Linked DNA regions of Homo sapiens: region 1 is linked to region 2. The links are chromatin loops, found by intact Hi-C in ENCODE. Cell type or tissue: PC-3. All regions are shown on one strand. Links, peaks and the distances in the headings refer to the core of each region. The heading gives the core; the rest is flanking DNA.

Region 1 (7,340 bases), core at 1,180-6,179, 160 kb before region 2:
ACGCAAACAGAAATAAAAAAACAGAACACTCAATATAGGTTACAATAGTTTTCATAGAGTTGGACTTCTTTATATCCAAAATGTGCTTTGGTTTTGCATACATACAATGTGGCCCCAAATTTGGTAAATGGTATGTCCTCCGGGACATACCATCAGCTGGTGGGTTTTCCATCCCCACATAGGCTATGTACTCCAGCATGCCCACCTCTCTGAGTCACTTGACACCTCTTCCAGTTGGCCCTGGCAATTATGGCATTTCCACTTCACTTGCCATGGGCTGTTGCTGCTTTCTCCAAGCTTCCAAGAGTCATCTTATCACCCTTGCCAGAGTGATAAATCCTGTGTCCTGGGAGAGTGCTCCCGTTATCAATAAACTCTCCTTTATCCAACTTTGGTCAGTCTTCTCCATGACTGTACAGCTAGCTATGAAAATGAGCCAAATATTTCCTTTTGTGTTCAAAATGGTACTATGATATCCCTTCATTAAGGACTGTCTGGCTAGAAGAGAGGGACACCTGTTATGTCCCAACCCAGGTTCTGAGATGAAGAAAATGAAGCCCAGAAGTGTCGCTTTCCGGAGATCTGCCATCTTGCAGTGATGATACATTATTAATATAATATTTTTTATTCAATTTTTAAAGTCAAGATGAAAAGGCCATATGGGTTATTCCAAAATGTGCTTTGGTTTTGCATACATACAATGTGGCCCCAAATTTGGTCTCACATACAGTGTTTATAAATGCAAGAATAATGGCTTAATTAGCATCTCTGCTAACTTAGATTGCAGGTTTTATTGCAGAGCACACTTTTCTGTGGGGGAAGGGGGAAGTGAGGGAAGTAGTGGGCAAAAATGTTTCCAGGTGTTGCAACAAAATGCTGATTCTTTTTATTGATATTAACTTTGACTCTGATTTTTTAAAATAAATTTCTTCATCCAGTATCATTGTTTATCTGAAACTCTTTTGGAAATCCATTACAAAAGTGAAAAGAAGAGTAGCAAATATGATTTATCAAGCACTTATGTGCATGGTCACACAGGTTGTGTACTTCACAAGGGCACCAGCACTTCTCAGGGGGCACAGTTCACATATTAGACATCACAGATTTCCATATTTATAAAGATAATTTTCCAGCAGATGGCAGTAAAGTGTGTTGCTCTAACAAAATAAGACTATTACAATAATTTCTGCCAGATGGAAATAAACTATCTTGAGGACTGGGCACCTTTTATATTATACAAAGATATATAGAGTAACGGTGGCACCATTTACTACATGCCACACCTTCTGCTGGCTCATCCTCATTTAATCCTCAGAATCTGATGTAGTGGGTGCTATTAGCAACTTGCCAAGGCCACTGACTGGGGTGGTAGTTTTGACATTCTTATACGGGTCTACTAAGGCCTAGAGACTTGAGGAGACTTGCTGTGGTCAGAGCTAGCGTGACCTAAGGTCAACCAGAAGCCTAGAGGCTCTTACTCTCAGTCCAACCTGCTGCTGGTTCTCCTGTGTGCTCATCACAGTGCTGGGTGACACTGGGGACTGAGAACAGGACACATTTCACTCATCTAAGTAAAAGGTCATCTTCAGTTAGTGAAGAAAAATATGGGAAAATGTTGACATTCCCTTTGGCACTTTACTCGCTTGTATTGTTTGTATGACTTAAACTATACATGCAGACAGAAATAAAAAAACAGAACACTCAATATAGGTTACAATAGTTTTCATAGAGTTGGACTTCTTTATATCCAAAAATACTTTGAGTAAATCATTTACTATCAGTAATGCATAAATTTTAGCAAGAGTGGGCCAGGCGCGGTGGCTCACGCCTGTAATCCCAGCACTTTGGGAGGCCGACGCGGGTGGATCACGAGGTCAGGAGATCCAGACCATCCTGGCTAACACGGTGAAACCCCATCTCTACTAAAAATACAAAAAAATTAGCCGGGCGTGATGGCATGCGCCTGTAGTCCCTGCTACTAGGGAGGCTGAGGCAGGAGAATGGCGTGAACCCAGGAGGCGGAGCTTGCAGTGAGCCGAGATCATACCACTACACTCCAGCCTGGGTGACAGAGCGAGACTCCATCTCAAAAAAAAACAAAAAAATTAGCGAGAGTGTATTACCACAAATTCTATATACGTGAGGAAATTTAGAGGCTTTATTTAATGTATAAATATCCATACCAAATCACTTTGCAATAATGATATATATTGATATAATATTCTTTATCCAGCATTCAGTTTAAATCTACTTCAGAAAATGTATCAATCATGAATAACAGAAGCCCATTTATAAATATTTTGTATTGACCTCTAACTTAATCCCCAAGGAAATATTTTTCCCTAAACCCACTAAAATTAAAAACAAAGTGAAAACTCTATCTTCCACGAAACAAGCAAACTGCAGTAACTTTTGTTTTTAATTTTAAAATAACATGTGTAGCATGAATACATTTTTCCGGAATTTTTCTAGCCGTACAAAGGTTTGGAGAGCTATTTGGAACTATCTCAGCTTGTTAATGACAATTCTGTTTTGGGTTGTGAGATCTGGAGTCATATTTTTGCTTCTTTCTTTATCCATTCATATACTGCCTAATTTTTTTTTAAAAATTAACTTATTGATACCTAAAAAACAATAAAACCCACCATTCTCTAAAGTAATATCACTGAATATGCATCTAATTTTATGGCCTACCAAGGCCTTGTAAAAACAAAACAATGTAAGTATTTATGTTACTAGAAAAATAAGTGCATGAACAAATTTAATTTTAAAAGTCAAAAGTCTCTTAAACAACTGGTAAATGTAATAATTATAGGACAGCCACTTGATCCTTTTAATCACCTGAAAGAAGCAGAAGAGCTACAAATCAACATTTTCTAAACAGTGAATTCTGTGGCAGAATAAGCCACAGTGTACATAAACCTCAACATTTGGTAGCACCTATCTTAATCAAAGAATTGGCTATTTGAAAACACAACAGAAAAATTCTTCATTCTTTCAAGGTTGGTTTCTAAACTTGACATCTGGGATGGGAGATGGGCCTCACCCAGGAATTTAAGGTCAGGGTTTATGTTAAGCAGGACCTCAAATCAAGTTTAGAAACAAGCAAACCTTTCATCCTTTCTTTAAGGAAAAGGGTTTTCTTTGAGAGGAAGGGGTTAGAAAAACAGGTCAATATCCTGTAAATATGGGGTTGTCATTTGTTTTTCCATACTACATTAAATATGCCTGCTTTGTGTTTAGTGTCTTGTGCGTATTCCACTGCCTCTGTCTCGGCAAATGTGTTTATATTAGAAAACTCCATGAGGGCAGGAAATGTAGGGGTTTTTTTAATCATAAATCATCTGGTTTGAACTACACTTATCTAAGAGTGTGGGGCCTGGGGAATATTGCACAATTGCTGGCTAAAATATGTAATCTGTCATTGACTATTAGGTTTTCCATTAATCACATGTCGAGTTTGTATAAAATGGATTTGTTTATAACATTGTTATTTTCACCATTGCAGGTTATTTTCATAAGCTTCTTATGAGTAAGCTGAGCAACTATTATCACCCTTACTATAATACTTAACAGAGAGAGACTAGAACCTATGTTTCCAACATCTCTTTTCAGGTACCACTGATTTCACCTATTTCCACAACAGGTGAAAGGACTGAATCTATAATAATAAGGTCCAAGTAATTCTATTCCTGAACTGAAGTCCTAAAAATAGTTGTTCATGTAAGTTGAGAATTCCTAAGAACAGGGGAATTTTAAATAAACTCCTGGGGCTGGGGGTGGGTAGGGAGCAGTGGGACAGGGGTTTGCACAGGGAATTAGAATTGACAAAATTCAAATGAGGGGTGAAAAATATCAGTGAATTATCATTAATAACAGACATTATTTTTGCCCTATGACAAATGAAAAAGATTTTGTTTTTATATATATTTTTTAAATCTCACAACATACTTTTCAAAAAGTAAAGCTTCATTTTGTTTAAAGAGTTTTATGTCAAGAAACATTTCATAGCATAAATTTTCCACAATGCATATGATCAAATTATAACACCCATCTGAACACTATTAAGTATTTTATTACTTTGTTTAGTGCTGTTTGATAAGTATGAAATTATCTATGAAGTGAAAATTTTCAACTAGGAAATTTGACATTCCAACAATATCTGAGGTGGTTTTAACCCAGATAAACTAATTTCTGTCATTACCAACACATCTAAGAAAAACAGCCCTAATGAAGAAAGATAAAAACTACTTTTATTTTCTCCAATTAAAAGATTCATAAGACAAGCTGTGTAGGCATGAAAGAAAGAAAGGAAAGCTACAAAACTGGGAATACAAATTACATTTTCCTATTCAACAGGTCAAAGAAATTGCTGCAAGGAAACAAAACAGGCCCAAGGAAGTATTAAAAAAAAATGAAATAACCAACAATCTTAGCCGGATATAAGGCAAAACAAAATGAGGTAATCTCGGGTATTATGAAGTTTTAAAAGACACAACAAAGTTATGCACTGTTAGGAAATAATGATGACAGAGATGAATCCAGAAAATACAAAAAACAAACGGGTAGCTCCTTTTGCATGAAAAAAATAAAAAAAGAGAGAGAGAGTCAAAGAAGGAAACCTGAAAACAGAGTCAGACTGGAAACACTGTGGCCTAGGGGCTGTGTGGGTTATCATTCACCTCCTCCAGGAGAGAGCAGCAGAAGTAACATCCCTTTAAAGCAAAAGACACATACACAGCAACTAACCAAGACCCATAAATCCAATCACATATTCCCCAAGGTCAGCAACACACTGGATAGGAAAAATGAAAAGGACAATTCTAATGCTGTTTTTATTTAAAATTTTATTGAAACCCTCTTTCACCCGTTTACCACTTCCTAAGTAAAAATGCATGTAAACTCTGAGCCTGATGGTATTAGCTTCAAACTATTCCTTAAATACCTGAAAATGTGACTTTTGAAACTTGGGAAAGTGACGTTAGGACAAGGATCCATTTTACATGCCTGCTTCTTTGTTCATTCATGAGCAGAGCTAGACTAAGAAACCTTTCAATGAGAGGGAGAGCATGTATGCAGGAGTATAACTCTCTATTCTGAATTCTACCCTCGCTGGGCCCATGAAAGGTAAGGAACACTTTAGATAGGGTGGGGAAGGAGGTTTGGAAAACTTGTGATAAAGAGGAGTAAATTTTTCCTAAATTCTTAGTAAAACCTAACAGGTTACCCACAGAGTCCGTGTCTTAAGTTAATGCACTTATATAACTAGCATCAGAGTCTCCTTCAAGTGCCCTGTATATCTGTCATCAGTTTCCTCCTTCAAAGATTTCTCTTGTGTATACTACTATATAGTTAGCAAGGCCAGCTTTCCTTGCCTATGCCTATGACAAATTGGCTAGAATAATTTAGGGTTTTTGAATGCCATCTCTTAACTATATCTCATTGGAGGTGTCTGCATGTACGAGTGTGTGTGGTTTTTAACAGAATAACAAAATGCCTTAAGGCCCTTTAACGTGTTTTTAAAATCTACCTGTAGAACAAATCCTATGCATGCGAATGACCATGAATAGTTCCTCACATATTCAAGCTACGAATGTTTAAAGTATTACATAAATTTAGAAAATATTATCTAAAGGTATTTCCCATTAAATAAATCTAGAATATACTTAGTTCAAATATTTAGAAGGATTTAATTACTGTTACTCAAAACTACTCTGCTGTGAATTTGAGTATCACAATATAACTTTGCTCAGTTATTAAGTGGTTGATAGCTGTCCACCCTCTGCAGAAGTGTATCTGAATATCCAGGGGAATAATACCTGAAAAAGAAAATACACTATTAAATGCTGGTGAAACGATCAACACAGCAGGCACATAAGATTCAATATAGGGGATTTATCTGAAATAATCCTGTGAGTGAAATCTCAAATACACTCTGAATAATTATGCTCCAGTAATGCTTTGTGCATAAAGTTAGAGGCTATCCAGGAGGAAAATACGAATTCATAAAACTGTGCTACAGAAGTAGCAAAACATTTAAGGGATATAAATGTAATGGCAAAGGGGACATTTTCCAAACAAGAATCTTCAATCCACTGACAATATTTTATTACAGAGACTTCATTTTAATCACATCAAGTGGCTAATGTTGCTTTAAGGATCCTAGCTAATAGATTTTTTTTTTCATAAGTTAGACTACACAGTCTATTGTTACTAATCAACTTCTGCATTCTAACTGCCTTAGAGATCATTCTCAGCATGGGTTTTAATCAGATCTGGTCACCTAGGAAAACAAAAATTTCTGGAAGTATAATTCATATTGAAAAACTATTTAATAAAATATAATTTAGTATTGAAAAACTATTTACAAATACTTGTATCATAGAAACCTAGGAAATTAATCATTTTTACTATTAATAGTTCTTGGGCATCTATAGTACTATACATTTACATTCATAAATTGAACATTTTATACAAGATTTAGTATAAAAGTATTAAATATGTTGATCAGTGCATTGTGAGATGCTTAATACGTCATGGAAATAACTTACATGCAGATAAATGAATGTCAAATAAAATTTAGCAGGCATTCTAGAATAATTTTTTAAATCTATGGAAGTATAATTCAAAAATTCTCAAAACACTCAAAATAATTAAGCTTCTGAAGGCATTTTCTCCAGATAAAACCTAATATTAGAGACTTGCTTTGCCTTTTGTTAGTTATCTTTATCTATGCCCAGATGCTTGACCTAAAAACTCATAATTTATATTACACTAAAATTCCTTCCACAATTTATCAAGCTAAGGTGGACCAAAAAATACAGCCATATTTTCTTAGTAGTGAGTAGTGTGCTTACAGGCATCCATAGTTAAACAGCTACTTATGTACACACCCAAAAAGCTACCTTAAAGAATGTTTCTCCCCTAACAGCCTCTTACTCTTGAAAAAATTGTCTTTCAACAGTGGGTTTCTTCGAAGTATTCTTACACTGAGAAATTCACAACTGCTTCTTCTCTGAGTTAGTCAAAAATTTTAAAGCAGGCTTTACCTTCCTAGGCCTTCAAATGTATCGGACACCAGATAATATGAATTCAAGAGGTAGATTTTTAAATATCTTTAAAATTTTAACCTTTTAATTTAAATATTAATAAATTTTATATTTTAATGTAATAAATATTTAATTTACCATATTAACATATTAATATTTTACTTATTTAATAATATAGTATTCTTAGTATTGATATAATGATGTTATCATTGATATTAGATTAATAATAATTGTTATTACCATGTTAAATATGGGAGCCACCAGCTATATGTAGACTGAATGGGAGCCACC
Region 2 (7,340 bases), core at 806-5,805:
GAGGTGTTGCTATGTTGCCCAGGCTGGTCTTGAACTCCTGGCCTCAAGCCATCCTCCTACTTTGGCCTCCCAAAGTGCTGGGATTATAGGCATGAGCCATTGAACCTGGCCTCTGTTTGACATCTCTTTTCTAATTCTTCCACTTTTCTTGTTAACCAAATTTAACCAAATCAAATAAGCCCACAAATTGTACGTGTGCACAGCGGCTAAAACCTTCTTGTGCCTCTCATTTGCCAAGCCACAAAAGACACTTAACCATCCCTGATACACAGCTCCCATGACAGGAGGGTGGGATAAGTAAATGGGATATGATGGCCGTGGAAAGTTCTCTGGGGCAGTAATGTTTAAGGTGAGAATTTCAGGGCAAGAAGAAACCAGCTATGCTGGAACTAGCATTGTAGCAGAGGAAACAGCATATGCAAAGACCCTGTGTCAAGGCATTTGGATATTTCTTAGCATATCCAAGGAATAAAAAGAAGACCTAGATGCCTGTAATCCTAGCATTTTGGGAAGGCAAGGTGGGTGGATCACCTGAGGTCAGGAGTTCGAGACCAGACAGGCCAACATGGTGAAACCCCCGTCTCTACTAAAAATACAAAAATTAGCTGGGCTTGGTGGTGGGCGCCTGTAATCACAGCTGCTCGGGAGGCTGAGACAGGAGATATTGCCTGAACCCAGGAGGTGGAGGTTGCAGTGATCCGAGATCACACCATTGCACTCTAGTCTGGGTAACAGAGGGAGACTCAAAAAAAAAAAAAAAAACCCAAAAACAATAACAAAAACAAAAAACAAGTGAGCTGGAGTATATTGAGAAAATGGGAGAAATGACAGGACATGAACCTAAGGAAGTATGTAGATGACAGATAGTATTGGGACTACAGTAACATGTTTGTATTTTACTATCAGTGTAAAGAAAGCCTCTGAGAGGTTTAGGCAGTTGTGTCATAATTTGTATTTAAAAACTATTGATACCAGTTATATAATGTTCAGAAATGGGCAAAACTAATTGATGGCAATAGAAGGTAGAAGAATGGGTCCCTGTGGGGGTGATGACTAGGAGGGAGAATGAGGGAGTGCTTCTGAGGTGCTGATCGATTTCACGATCCAGGTGCTGGTTATACAGGGGTGTCCAGGTTATAAAACAGCAACAAGCTGCATATTTATGATTTATGCACTTTTTCTGTAAAATTTATTCCGTAATATTTTGGTAAAAATTTTGCTAAAAAACGGAATAAATGTTTACAATAGTTTGAGGAAGAACAGATTTCAGGGACAAGGCAGAGGGGAGACCCCTTTGGAAAAGTTGATGTTGGCTTGAACTAATATGGCAGCTGTCAGGCCAGGTGTGGTGGTTCGCACCTGTAATTCCAGCATTTGGGAGGCCAAGGTGGGAGGATCACTTGAGTCCAGGAATTCAAGATCAACCTGGGCAACATAGTGGGTCCCTGTCTCGACAAAAAATTAAAAAATTAGCCAGGCATGGTGGTGCATGCCTGTAGTCCCAGCTTCTTGGGAGGCTGAGGTGGGAGGATGGCTTGAGCCCAGGAGGTCAAGGCTGCAGTGAGCTATGATCATGCCATTGCACTCCAGCCTGGGTGACACACTGAGACCATGTCTCAAAAAAAAAAAAAAAAAAGTATGGCTGCTGTTAAGATAGAGAAAATTAGAAAGATAGGATATATTTGGAATGAAATTGCTGGAACTTGCTGATGGATCAGATACAGGCATCTTAAAGAGAAGAATGACTTCTAGGTTTCTGACTTACACAGCCAGATAAAGGGTGATGCCATGCCATCACTGCATTGTAGGCAGAAGGTCAAGGATTCAGCTTTGGAATATTATGTGATTTTTAGACACTTCTGAAGCATCTACCAGGTGGTTGTAGCTTCAGGTAGATTGTTGGATCATTAACTGATGCTCAGAGAAGAGATTTGTGAAAGAGGCATAAGTGTTGTTATTGTAGGCATACAGATTGTAATAGAAGCTATGAGAATGTTTGGGGACATCCATGGAAAGAGGGTGGAGAACACGGAGAAGAAGACCACGACTGTCTTAAGGAGCTGCTTCCTTTAGAGTTGGTTAAAAAAAAAAAAAAACAAAGAAGAAGAAGAAGAAAGAGACAGAAAAAAAGATCAAGGAGATAGGAAAAAAGAGCGAGCAGTTGTGGTGTCAGTCAAAGAGGGTTGCCTGGTGCTAGGTGGTTAAGTAAGACCATGACAGGGAAGAATCCTCTGGATTTGACAACATGGAGACCATCAGTAACATCTGTAAGTATCTGTCACTTTATTAATGATGCCAAGCCTGTCTTCCTCTGTAAAATGTCCTAATAGTTTACCTACTTCCCAGAGTTTTTGAATTTAAAGTACTTTGCACACTTTGTACAAGACCTGGCTAAATGTGAGTTGTTAGTTTAGCTGAGAACAAATGCTTGCATTGGTATAAAATAGGTTTGATAACACCCTCCTCATAAACTTGTTAAAAGGAATACATGAAGTAATGTTACATTTTAGAAAAGTAGATTTTAAAAACAGGTATAGGAAGTAGGTCTTCCCCACACCTCCATCTGAATCGATTACAGCTGGTAAATCTGAGAACAAGAGGACCAAACCACATCTTCAAGGAAGCAGAATACTCAGTGGTAAGGTTAGGCCCTGCCAACCATTTATTTAATTAAGAATCCTTTAGAGAGGTATTGAGTACTGGTAAAAACAGAGAGATCTGTGTGGCAGAAAACATGATGATAAATTAAAGCACTAACATATATTTCAGTTTCTATGCAAAACACAGTCTAGCGTTGGCTCTCTATAATTGTATGGCTGGTAGAGATGCTTCAAAGATGTGCTGCAATTCAGCAAAAGCTGCCACAGGGCCAAAGCCAGTGGCCCAGGATTAGGGGACCTAATACTAGTAAAGATAGAGTCACAGTGCTCCCTACAGTTTTTAAGCTTAAAGGCCAAGACGAGGCCAAGGATGCTGATGCCTTTGTCCAGACCTTTCTAGTGTTCATATTCTACCACCCAGAAATCTAATCCTAAGAAGAGAATTTACCAGTCATTGCCAGGGCTAGCACAGCCCTGGGAAAATGGGAATATGCGGGAGATAGTTCCTCTATTTCCTTTCAGCTGAAGATGGACCATGCTGGGCACAGTGGCTCATGCCTATAATCACAGCCATTTTGGAGGCAGAGAGAGATAGGAGGATTCCTTGAGGCCAGGAGTTCAAGACCAGCTTGGGCAACATAGCGAGACCCCCCCCGCCCACCATCTCTACAAAAAATTTAAAACAAAAAACAATTAGCCAGGTGTGGTGGCAAGTGCCTCTAGTCCCAACTACTCCGGAGGCTCATGTGGGAGGATTGCTTGAACCCAGGAGTTGCAGACTGCAGTGAGCTAAGATTGCACCACTGTACTCCAGCCTGGGTGACAGAGCAAGACCCTGTCTCAAAAAAAAAAAAAAAAAAGATGGACTAATTGGCCATGTTCTCAGATAAACTGGTGGTGGAAGGTAATCTTTGGCAACAAACAAGCTGAAAAAATATTACTCATTTTTAATCTAGTTAATAAGGGAAATTGAGAGAAGTTCTAGCACAACTGTGAGGTACTGCAAAGGCACTATTTTTCCTGGTCTGTTCTGCTGGAACTCCCATTCCTAGACAGCCTGGCATCAGGCACAGCTGAGAGGGAAACCCTGTCAACAGAGGACAAGTCCCTATTCTTACTGAGGGGCAGGTGGTCAGATGGTCACGCTACCAGAAGAAATAGCATTGACTGTTTGCTGAGCCACTGGGTTTGCATGCAATGGGATCGGGAGGCTGTGATCAGAGAAACAGATGAGAATCTTTTCAAAAACAGACAAACATTAAAATGCAGGAGGTCTATTTATTTGTCAAGTCAACGTTTAGTAATAAGGGAGAACAAAGTTTACCCTGCTATCAGAAAATAAGAAATCAGAATCCAGTCATATGGGATGGGAGAAGCTCGCAAGCTATTACAACTGAACTCAGGAAGCAGATAATCAGCTAGGAAAGAGGTACCCTTAAATGCCAGGCTGTATCTGAGAGTGTATCTCCCTTGATCAGAGCCCAGAGTACAAGCTAAACAATTCCTTCATAAATCAGCACACATCAGCTTCTAAAATCAGCAATATGTCTCCAAACATCTTGAACTGACATTAAGAAATGCTGCACCATTGAGAAAATGGTTTCCAGTTATTTGAACTTAAAGAATTAACTTGTTGAAGCACATCTTTAATCATTGATAAGTTACTGAATTCAAAGAGAAGTAATAATGAATGGTAAACCAATTAACTAGGAATTATATTTCAATTTTTTTTTGCTTTGGCAAACTTGATGATTAGTTGATATTTTTTCAATATTTAGGAACAAGGAACACATATAAATTTCACATTTGTGTTTTTAGCATTTTGACCAGCAATTCATTTTTCAATTTCATGTGTGAAGCTAAACTGATGATCTGTTAATCTTCGTTTGTTTGGAATTAGCCTGAAAAGTGCTAAATACTGCTTTTTGGATAGAATCTTGAGTGGACTAGAACCAGTTTGTTAGGAAAAAATAAATCTGAGCCTACTTTACGTTTGAAGTAACTGAACGATTACATGATTGCTTGGCTATTTTAACAGTTGATCTTGATTTCCACACAATGTGCAAATTTATTATTACTATAAACAAAAGGGGAAAAAACCCTTACATCTATTACAAAATGCTTTAAGAGATAGTATTTAGTCATGATATTTATTAACACAGTTCATAGTAAAGCTGAAATATGGCAATAATCTGGTTAGTTTGATTTATGTGGATAGACAAATTATCTGGTTGTCAAATACATTACAAAACTCATATTTTAATTTCTATTTTATAGACATGATTTTAATGATCTGTATATTTTACATTCATGTCACGTTCGTACCCGAAATCTCTAATTAATTCATGTTTTCCATTACACCTTGGAGTAATCATTGCCCAGCTATAGGGAACAGTATGAAATGAAGTGTGTTATGCATCATTAAATGTTTATGTTAAAATAGGGCATTATCTAGTTAGTTAATTTAGACCAGGTAAAACTACACAAAAACGTTTCTCTCTGTTGCTCAGCAATTCAGCCGTTTCTCTGCACATCCTTCCTCAAGTTCTCCTGTCCCATTCACATTAATTATTCAAGGTCCCGAAACTTTTTCTTCCAGCAACGTTTGCTCTGATACTCATTCAAAGGTATAAATAATTGACAACAGCTTAGAATGTGAGTTTTCTCAGTAGCATTTGGATTTTATTGAGGTTCAAATTTTTAAACTACAAAAATGGTGAATGCATCAGTAAATGGGTGATGGAAATATTTGGGGAGGATGCACTGTTTGCAGTTGTCCTTGAAATTGGATCAAGTAGCCACTTGCCTACTCTGTCTGCTAGGAAGGCAGATAAGAATTCTGCACCTTCCTCTTCTACCCCTTAAAACTCTCCTTTGTTTCACATAACCAGAAAATGTTTATTTTAATTATCTAGATATTCCATTTCTATTTTTCCTTTTTTACTGTAAGAAATGGCATGGTAAAAGATTCAATAAAACCATAGTATTTTATGCTCAATACTCTAAATTAAGAATTAAAGTCCTACTATCTAGATGCCATTCCAAATGATTAATTTTGTTTCACATTGTTCATAAGAATAATACATTACTTTAGGTGATGTTTTTTCCCACCAAATTGCTTAGTTAAAAAAAAAACATTAGTAATTGCTAGTTCCTATTATCTAAGTAGATAAAATATAATTAGAAAAACAACTGGATAGTTTCACTCTACGTTGTTCTCAGTGCAATGTCCAGTTTGCAAATGCTTCATTCATTTGTTAATTTTAGAGGACAGCATTTCAGTGCAATAATTGAAAATAGCTCATAGCCTGTTCTGTGAAGAAACAAAACATTGGTTGTGTTGGTGTCAAGTAAGTTAATTATGCTTTATCACCTTCAAATGGAGCATATAATTGATTTATGAAATTCTGCTATCGTGTTGAGACCATTATTAGTAATCAAGAATTCCAATAGTTTCTTCTTATTCCTCATGTACAAAATCATCTGGGTATTCCATATGTTTAAAAACAATTCAATTTGGAGCACTTGTACTATCATAAATTGATGAATTAAAAACTAGATACAAAGTGTGGAAACTACTGTAAAAGATTACTGACTTCTAAAAAATATTGCATTTATTGTGGCAATACATTCTTATTCAGCAATATGACTATGTAATTTTTCTGTAGTACTTTGTAGAATTTTCATTAATTCCACTTAAAATCAATGGCTTATATACAGTTCTTTTTTGTGACATGAAAACTATAACATTTTGGCTGATCAATGTTCTTTTGCTTGTTTACTTTTAGGTCTTTACAATTACCTAAGGAATTGCCTGAGGCATTGAACATATTGCCGGATATTTAGCTGCAAACAAACAAAAATGTTTTCAAACAAGGATGTAGATGAAAAAGCTATACAATGATTTTAATACCACCTCCACTCCATCACCTCTACACCACCAGCACTGTCACACATACTCTCAGAATGTTTGGTATCATATACAACTCTCCTAAAGCAAGAGATAATGTCAAAAATTTAAAAAGAGAATGCTACTCCTACATTTCCAGGTAACATAAAGAGTTGTAACCCTTGAACTTCCTGTATATATTAATATTTGTTTTCAACACACTAATTGCCTTGGACCTCTATGAATTTTATGTATTTAATAAATTAATGCAAGTGTTCATCTTAATTTTAGATTTACATTTGTTATCTTTGAACTATATCAATTTCTCATAAAACAATTAAGAAACAGCATAAACAAAAAGGGAAATGAAAATATTTCATTTCATTATTTAAGTGTTTGATAATGCTTGGTATCAAGTAGACATAATCAGAAGAGTATTTAATAAAGCAATGGATTAGGAAGGGGCTGTTAGAGAACATAGATGGTATTACTCTTTAATAATTAGGTACAAAAATAAGGTCTTAATAAATTGGAAATTTATGTTTTCCATTGAATGTTCTTAAAATGCCAATAGAATTATAGTGAAATGATTTTCTTTGCTGATTCCTATGATAGTATGATACATACCTTATTTTAGATATTTACATTTTCATTCTGTTAGAATGAAATACCTGTATGTATTCCATGTGCTGACATATAACAAAATCTGGGATTTAAGAAAATGTACTTCAAAAATGTAAAAATTGCAGATAATTGAAATTTGAGGTATTTATAATACAAATAAGGACCATTTAAAATATACCAACAGGCATTATTAAAAATAAGTATATAGTTCTGTAAAGATTGTGTGT

What was found. A loop is a pair of places that touch in the nucleus more often than their neighbours do. Peaks named below come from ENCODE experiments on the same cell type or tissue, not always from the same donor. Only the 100,000 strongest peaks of a DNase experiment are listed, where the experiment ranks them.
Region 1: it touches region 2 in a loop (9-fold over the local background); 9 of 110 quality-filtered maps call a loop at or near these places.

The regions. Positions count from the first base shown.
Region 1 is chr10:22,415,098-22,422,437 of GRCh38, reverse strand. SPAG6 (sperm associated antigen 6) reads right to left here. Exons shown (of 11, transcript NM_012443.4): 11 at 4,828-5,819. The coding sequence ends at 5,750. Among named protein-coding and RNA genes, the nearest start is that of LINC03027, 19 kb to the left of the region's middle. In PC-3, for the core only: no CTCF peak of the experiment used is centred there; no DNase peak of the experiment used is centred there.
Region 2 is chr10:22,255,067-22,262,406 of GRCh38, reverse strand. LOC105376447 (a long non-coding RNA gene) reads left to right here and starts at 3,863. Exons shown (of 2, transcript XR_001747390.3): 1 at 3,863-7,340. LOC100130992 (a long non-coding RNA gene) reads right to left here. Exons shown (of 1, transcript NR_038921.1): 1 at 3,859-7,340. In PC-3, for the core only: a CTCF peak has its summit at 2,903; no DNase peak of the experiment used is centred there.